2 separate regions of the Homo sapiens genome follow, and region 2 is linked to region 1. Evidence: read pairs that join two places in POLR2A ChIA-PET (ENCODE). Cell type or tissue: GM12878. All regions are shown on one strand. Each heading gives the region's core, and the rest is flanking DNA. Links, peaks and the distances in the headings are about the cores only.

What was found. Peaks named below come from ENCODE experiments on the same cell type or tissue, not always from the same donor. Only the 100,000 strongest peaks of a DNase experiment are listed, where the experiment ranks them.
Region 2: POLR2A ChIA-PET joins it to region 1 with 6 read pairs; 2 of 35 experiments call an interaction of 5 or more read pairs at or near these places.

What each region holds. Positions count from the first base shown.
Region 1 is chr1:58,852,354-58,856,752 of GRCh38, forward strand. All of the region lies in intron 1 of JUN-DT (JUN divergent transcript), which reads left to right. It overlaps LOC107984961 (a long non-coding RNA gene), which reads right to left and starts at 3,374. Exons shown (of 2, transcript XR_001738081.2): 1 at 3,188-3,374. RefSeq lists an enhancer at 2,269-2,408. In GM12878, for the core only: no CTCF peak of the experiment used is centred there; a DNase peak (open chromatin) is centred at 2,438.
Region 2 is chr1:59,064,829-59,069,227 of GRCh38, forward strand. All of the region lies in intron 2 of LINC01358 (long intergenic non-protein coding RNA 1358), which reads left to right. Among named protein-coding and RNA genes, the nearest start is that of LINC01358, 47 kb to the left of the region's middle. In GM12878, for the core only: no CTCF peak of the experiment used is centred there; no DNase peak of the experiment used is centred there.

The sequences.
Region 1 (4,399 bases), core at 174-4,173:
GGGAAATGAGGCTGGAAAGGGAGGAGGAGGGCAGAAAGTGGAGGACTTTGAATGTCAGGCCAACAGATGTGGCCTTGATGGTGTGCAGGTAGTGTGCCATGAGGGGTTTCCACACAGAGAAATGCCATGATCAGAACCTCTTGCTTTAGGTGGTTTTGAGCCCTGCATTTATGCTGCATCTACTGTAGTTTGGATGGTGTCTCAATCTTCTCATTTCATCTGCACAGTAATCCCACAAGGTCCAGATTACTATTCCCGTTTTACAGATGACACTGTGGATGTTCAGAGAGTTGAATTTTCCCAAGTATCAGCTATTAACTATTAGAAGTAGGACTTTAATTCCCCTATGCCCGTGCCATTTCCACCACCAGGTAAACACTTCCACAACCCCAGGGAGAAAGGAATGATGCCACTGTACCCATCTCACCTTCCCGAGGGAAAGGAAGATAATTCCCTGGTCGCTTCTCCTTCTCAACCTAGAAGGCTGTTTCCAGGGGAGAGAGTTTCTGATGTGGTGGGAGGAGCCAGAGGATGGGGTAGTTAGGAGTGGGCTGGGGCGTTGGTGGAGAGAGAGCCTTGTAGAGGAGGGGAGGGCTGGAAGAGAGACAGCAAATTGTTTCGGGATGGAATTTTCCAGACAGGGCCTCAGTCAGAGAACAAATGTGCCTTCTGAATTTTCGCTATAATTGTTATTGACCTTTAGTGAAATGATCAAAATTACTGTGCTGTACCCCTCCACCCCTACCCCTTTTTCACAAAATTGTTTTCCCTGACTTTTCAAAAATGAAGTTTGGCAAGCCTAAGCCCTGACAGCCAGCCGACTGTGGGAAAACAATGCACCTCCTTATGGCCCCAAATGGAGCATTTGCAATTAATCCATTGATCTCAGTAGAAAACCCTATTGTATCAGGGCCCGCCAGGAGAAAGCTGTATCCTGCCCCTCTCCCGCCCTGCACAGAACGTTCATTGAAGTCAGCCCCCAAATTGATGGCAGGATGTGGCCCTAAAAGCCTCCAAATTAAAGGGGCCCAGAAAATAATGTAGGCTGGGTGGCGGAAGCTGGGATGGGGATTGGGGAGGTAGGAGAGAATGGGGGAGGGGAAAGGGTTTCCTTTTGAATCTGTGCAGGAGCAGAGGAGCAGGCATGTCTTTGTCCACGGGGTTGCAAACTATGAGGTGTTTCTGGTCATCCTTACTCTGCTTTCCTTAGTTTGTTCTGAGGTTTCAGACCCTTAGCTATCTAGTTTGCTGATTGGGCCTCTGTTGCTCCTACCACTGATAAAATGGACAATAATGATACTGGGATCTATAGAGCATTGTTTGGATACCACTCCCTCTGTATCACCTAATTTACTTCTCCAACAGCTTTGTGGTAAAAGTCATGGAGATTATGAGGGCTATCTCCTGTTGAGTGGGTCCTGCCTGCCAGGTCCTGCTTTACATATTCTTTTTCATTTAACTCTTCAAATCCTGGAAGTAAACCGAGCTGGGTTATGGTATAGTTTGGCCAGTTGAACAGGAACTCAATCTACCAGGGTTCAAATGGGATTAAGTATCACTGGAAATAGGAGACATATTTTAAGAGCTCTGAGACAGAACAATGTACGTGGCTGGAAGAAGGTTAGATAAACTGTCTGAGGGGAGGAATAAGCCTGCAAGTGGCTAAACTATCTTCCATGGAGGGTGGATTGAGATGATCACAGGACTCGTTTTTGCTGAGCCACATGGAGCGCTTAGGTGGGATGCTGCCATCCTGGGGCATCAGGCGTGCTTGTGAGGTTGTGCCCTGCATAACTCCAGCTCCTGGACCTGCCATGCATGCTCTCTTAGCTCTTCCCTCATCCAATACATTCTCTTCTAAAGAATGTTAAATAAATATTCGAAGAGTCATAAGCCCTTCAGGAAGACCTATGGTGTCAGCCCTGGTGGTGGGTATTCTCATTTTATAGGTGAGAAAACTGAGGTTCCATGAGGTAGAATGACATGCTTGAGGGTACACAACTATTAAATATTTGATTCCAGGTCAACAAAAATATAAGCTCTAGGAAAACTGGGGTCGTTTTAGTCTCACTCAGAGATATATACACCACCTCTATCTAGCTTGGCATCTGGCATGTAGTTTGTACTAAAAAAAATTTGTTACATAAACAAATAAACTGCTTTTTGCTCTTTTTTAGGCTATGTGGGGCTCTGGCTCCTTTCTGTCTGCCTGGCTGCTATACTGCTATTTGTCTGATCCTTATGTTGTTCAACAATCCTTCTACAAGGATCTTCTGATAAGATAGGCTCAACCAACCTCGTTAGCCAGACTGGTCTGCCCAGCTCCTGTCTTCACAGTGGCTCCTCACTTCCCCATTCCTCTCTGCCCCTGCCTTCTATGTGGTAATTCCCTTTTTAAAACAATAATTAAAAATGAAAAAGAGAGTGGTGAACACGCTGAATTGTTGAAGCTTTTGTAGTCTGAGCTGTGAAACCTCATCTCTGAGTGCAGCTGTGCATCCCAAGGGCTCAACTTGAGGAGGCTTCAGATCAGTAAGCAGATGCTTCAAAGTGCTCACACTGAAGCTTCCTTCTCTTTGAAAAGGCTGCAGGAGTAGGTATGGGGTGGCCACACCCATCAACCAGCACCAGACTGAGCCCCAAAGAGACCAGCTTGGGTACCAAACCACAGGACAGAGTATCTTTTGAGTCCTCATAACAGCTCTGAGGGGTAGATGTTATTGTCCCCACTGCATTGCTGAAGAAACTGAGGCTCAGATGTGTTGAGTCATTTGCTAATACATGCAGGAGCCAGGATTCAAAAGCAAGGCTTTCTGTCCAATTCCACTTTCTTCTCATTCCCTCATTTTCTGAGCGCAGCTGAGGCTCTGGGGTGAGTGAAGATCAAATCCGAGTTTCCGTCCTATTTTCCCCTCAGGATCGCTCTCACAGAGTCATTCTGAAGATGGAAGCAGAATCAGAACAGAGCTTGTGTGTTTTGTTATGTCTCACCTCTTTTTCCCAAGATTTCAAAGGCATGGGCCCATTTATCTAGACACTCAAGTTCTCAACAGGGGCGTTAGCAGCTGGGGAGTGGAATGTTGTTTGGAAAGGATGAAACAACACTGGCAGTGTTTATATTCAATTCCGGAGACCTGGTTAGAAAAATATTTTTAAAAAACGGAAGGAAGAGTAACCATGCACTTACAAAATGTGGCCTCCTTATCGTGAGGGACTTTTGCCCTTGGATTCTATTCCCAGGAGTAGACATGTCCAGCCTCAGACTGCCGTTAGGAGATGAAAGGGAATCTTTCAACATTTCCTCCTATTGTTTGTGCTTTCTCTCTGCTTTGTCACCATCATATTCATTATTGGAATTTTGTTAATGTGCCATTTCTCCCCTGGAAACAAAAGAGAAGAGCTGTCAAAGCAAAGCAGGAAAGACGTGTGGCTTACTCCTAAGTGAGTAATTATCATGTGTCTTGGAATGGTTGGCTGCTTCCAGTTGAAGATGTTTGAGCTAAAAAGGAAGACACATAAGCATCCAGTGAAGTGAAAGATGGGGGAATCCACCTGGCTGCGGGAGGTGGCTTAGAGCCCACAGTAAGGCATGGGGAGGGCTGAATATGACTTGGGAACTAGAACACCTGAGCTCAAATCCTGATTGCACTCTGTACAAGCTGTATGACCTTGAGCAAGGTACTTACCATCTCTGAACTTCACCAAGTTCATCACATAGACAGGAATTCTGTCTATGTGTTGTGTGTTCTTGTGAAAATGAAATATGAGAGAATATGAAAGTGCCCGGTACGTGGTAGCTTTCAAATATGTCTTTTTCCTTCTTTCTTTCTCCTGTTAACATCCCTTCTACCTGCACAATCTCCAACATGAACCTTTTTTTTTTTTTTTTTTTTTTTTTTGAGATAGAGTCTTGCTCTGTGGCCCAGGCTGGAGTCTGGAGTGCAGTGGTATGATCTTGGCTCACTGCAACCTCCATGATATGGTTTGGCTGTGTCCCCATTCAAATCTTAACTTGAATTGCATCTCCCAGAATTCCCACATGTTGTGGGAAGGACCCAGGGGGAGGTAACTGAATCATGGGAGCTGGTCTTTCCCATGCTATTCTCATGATAGTGAATAAGTCTCATGGATATGATGGGTTTATCAGGGATTTCTGCTTTTGCTTCTTCCTCATTTTCTCTTGCCACTGCCATATAAGAAGTGCCCTTTACCTCCCACCATGATTCTGAGGCCTCCCCAGCCATGTGGAACTGTAAGTCCAATTAAATGTCTTTTTCTTCCCAGTCTCGGGTATGTCTTTATTAGCAGGGTGAAAACAGACTAATACACTCTACCTCCCAGGTTCAAGTGATTCTTCTGCCTCAGCTTCCCGAGTAGCTGGGATTACAGGTGGCTGCCA
Region 2 (4,399 bases), core at 89-4,088, 210 kb after region 1:
AGCTCTGTGAAGATCCCTTTCTGAAGTAACCATAACCTCTAAATCCCCATAGAAGAATACAACACAAAGAGCTCTGGTCCTCCACTTAATATGCCCAAGCTTGCCACCTTGTCATCTACCACACTGGGGTGTTGCAGTGACTTTGAGCTAGAGAAGAAACTTTAACTCCTTCCAGAAAACATACTGGAGGCACACTGGGCAGGGACAGCTGAAGGCCGTAAACTTTTGTATGGGTCCTCATATTCTTAAGTACTTTGCACCATTAACAATAGTTCTCTTGGGAGGTAGAGTTACCAGGGTGCTTCCGCATTCTGTGTTTTTATATTTCTGTATTGTTTGATGGTTTAACGACCTATGATATGTGTAATTTAATAAATGTGTGTATAAGCATATATTTAAACCCTTTGGAGCTGTTATTGTTACTAAGAGAGTATGTGATACACGGAGACCAGGAGTGGGAGGGAGCTTTTGAAATCATATATAGGCCCTACTACTCCAACTGTATAGCAGCATTAGCTTCACCTGGGATTCTGTTAGAAATGCAGAATCTCAGGACAACCCTGGACCTACTGAATCAGAATCTGCATTTTAACAGATGCTCAGGTGACTTATATACATATTAGCAGTTGAAAAGCCCTCATGTCATCGAGCCAAATTCTGGATTTCACTGTGAAGGAAACAAGAGGGGTAGAGGGAATCACTTGCCAAAAGTTCACACAGCCTATCAGCACCAGAAGTAGGACTCCAGTTCCCATCTTTAGAATCCCAATAATCATGACTTCAGGCTGCCTCTCCATTTTTCTGTACTTTATAAGAAAATATCTTCTAAGTCTCAGGGTAACATGGAAGGTGAGTCTTAGTCCTTTAATACAGCTCAATACTGCTAGGTAAGTTAAGGCACTGGCAGGCTGGGAACTGGGCTCACCAGCCCTGGATTAGGCCCTGAATCATATTCTCATAGTGTTTGAGAGAAAGCTCAAAGTGGATTTAGGAACAAGTGAGGGTGAAAAAACAGGTAAAGCTAGTGATGTCAGGGCGTCTCTGGAAATTCAGGGAGGGGCAGAGGAAAGGTTTGGGAATCCCTTACGTATCGCTTGGCATTTATACAGGTGGCAGATGAGTCAAATGGTGGCTGGTGTGTTATGGAGAAGGGAATTGCCTATAATTGAGTTGCGAGTGCTCGTACAAATGCTAAGCAGGCCAGCTGTTTACAGAGTTTGAATTCTGCTCTCTCACGCAGATGGAATCATCCCAGCTTGTTGGCATGTCTGGGGTATATAGTGTTGCCCCCTCCTCTTGATCTGAAAACATGCTCAGATTGGGGTATGTCTGATTCAAGAAAGGGCTGAGTTCAGCATCAATCAGCAAAGGGGCCAGAACATAAGAGGGCTCCCCAGGGCCCCAGAGCTGGAGTTGAGTCTTTGCCTGAGACGTTGGGAGATACCAAGGCCAAAGGTGCAGGCTGAGTGAAAAATACACAGTAAAGGCAAAGTACTAAGCATCAGAAGTTCTGCCTGAAAATTAGCTCACAGGGCAGGGAATGTGCACCAGGGAGAAGCAGCCAGTAGGCAAGAATGATGTGGTTAATAGCTAAGAGGTGGGTTATGGAGAAAAGTGCAATTCTGGCTTCACCAGCCTCTGGCTATGTGACCTTGGGTGAGTGACTTCTTTCAAAGGCATCACACATCCAATTAATGGATAATTATCTCAAGGTAATGTCATATCTTTTTGTTTAATGAAACACTGACTCTTGTAAAAAGTCGAATGTAAAGTCACTCCCTCTTTTCTGAAGCACAGTTTTGTTTTTTTTTAAAGGGGGAAAAAACAAAAACAAATGTTGCCTTTTATTCAGACACACAGATGAACTTACTCAAGGTTTTAGTTAATAAGTGATAGAGTGGGATTCAACACAGTCTCACATCAGAGTCCAAATTCAAGCACAAAGCTGTGGTGTGCATCATCATCAGGACTAAGTTTAGGCATCACCTGCCCAGGCCTTCCCTGAGCAGCCCAGGCCCTCCCTGAGCAGCGCATCCCCTTCCCCATGCGTATGTATGGCCCCTGTGAGCAGCCCTGCTCTGCCTTCCCCAGGGCTGTGGGCTTCCCTCTGTAAGGGAGGAAAAATGCCTTTTCCTCACCATCCTGGGTTCAGGACTGAAGCTCCTCTAACAAAAGACGGATTACGAGAGAAAAACATACTCATTTATTTAATGTGATTTATATATATTTATCAATATATTTAACATTTTATGTGACATGGCAGCCTTCATAAGGAAATGAGGACCCAAAGAAACAGTTAAATCTGAATATTTTTATGCTAGGTTTGATGAAGTATAGACAGCCATAGAGAAATATGATAAGGCAAAAATGGTATGATCTAATGGGAATAAATTGAGGAAACTTATCAAGGCTGGTTGTTCAGATTCTTCTCTGTATCCCTGTGTCTTCAGAAATCAAAATGTTCCCTTCCTCCACGTATAAGGAAGGCACCTCTCACAGGGAAGTCTTATGATTTGCTTAAGGGAAGGCCAAAAATTCTTTCCTAGGTTTTAAGACCCACTTCAGGGGAGAAGAGCACAGGAAAGTCAGAGTCCCCTTCCTGCCTTTGCTGTTTTCTTCAGTATGCCCAGGTGCCATATTTTGGGGGTAGTGTGTCCTGAATCCCATCACCTGACAGAACTTAGCACACTGAGTTGTAAATTGCATAGGTGATCCTTCGAGTGTCAACTGTGTCAACTGAGCTGTAACCACAGCACTTAATGCTGCAGCTGACACATAATAAATGCTCAAAAATATCTATTGATTAGCTATATACCTTCAGGATTTGAAAAGTTTACTATGCCAGATAAGGTGGATTGGCAGTCAAAATACATCTTATCTTCTTTCTAGTATGTATCCCCAATGTGAAATCTAGAGAGAAATAAGATATGTCCTAGACTCTCTCACAGCTAAGCCAGCTAAGCAATGGGTGAGAACTAGGCTTGGCCAGTCAGATGCAGGAGCACAAATTCTGGAATGGAGGAGTGAGGGGACACACTTCTGCTGCCTCTACTGCATCTGTGGCCAACATAGTTGTGAGAGTGATTGGTTTTTCTGCAGCCCCATCAGTGGAGGGCCCAGTGCTGGGTCACTTGCTTTGTGGGGACCAGGAGGCAAGGCACTGAACATCCATTCTGTTGGTACAGACTGTATCATACATAACATAGCTCTTCCAGGTTAGGGCAGTGCTGAGGTAGTTTTGTAACCAAAGCTTCCATTTCACAGGAGGTCCAAGGAAAAAAATAGAAGATCCCTGTATTGCCCAGGGCTTTGGAATGATTTATAAAAGCTCAATTCTACAAGTTATTTTAATACTAATATATTTTAATTAGGACATTGTGTTGGCTGACTTACCAAGATAAATAATGGACACTTAAACAAAGTAAAAGTTTTTTTTCTCTCTCACATAAAATTATAAGCTGGTAGGCAGTCCAGGGGAATATAGTAGCTCTATCTCCCAAAGATATTCAATGACTTAGTTTTCTTCTTTCTTGGTGTCCTATTAACCTCTAGAGTGTTTCCCACCTGAAGCTTTTTCCCATCACCAGATCCCATCATCCAGTATGTGGGAAGTAGGGGAGTAGAAATGGAAGGCAAGCAGCCTCCTTTTAAGGAAATGACTTAACACTTATGTGTTACTTTTACACACATCCCCATTGCCATAATTTATCCACAGGACCATATCTATCAGCCAGTGGATTGGCAAATGTAATTGCAATGTAGGCAGCCACATAAATGCCCAGCTAAAACGTGGAAGGGGATAAAGTCCTAGTCTTGAAAGGAAGGAAATGGATATTGGTGAATAATAGTCTCCTGCATAGTTGACCAAAAAAAAAAAAAAATTCTGTCCACCTTAAACTAGCTAGAAGAATTAAATATACTTACTCTCTGCAACTGAAAACTGTTACAGTTACTTAAACTGATATCAAGAGGGGCTTTCACCTTGTGTTGGGATAGAATTAAGCAGTAGATGTGGAGCCCACTTTGTATCCTAAAAGTCTCATTAGCAAAATGAAAAGTAACATAGAATTAAAATGTGGCTTTTGAGAAACATATAATGCAGTTGAAAAATCTAAGTTAACACACAAGAATGGCCTTGCAAAAAAAAAACAAATAAAAAAACTGAGTGTTACACCTGAAGGTGAGGTGAACAAAGAAGTCTTAGCCTGACATGTAAGTAGTGTTGATAGAAAATAAAGATTTCAGGTCATGGGATACTGCATAACCAATTCTATTTTCGAAGAGGGTGACAGAAAATATAGGCAGCTCCTTGTTACAAGTAAAATTTAGCTGAGAGGCAGGTGCTAATATTTGTCAGGTGCTTATATTTCCAAACACAGTTCAGTAGTCCCCCCTTATT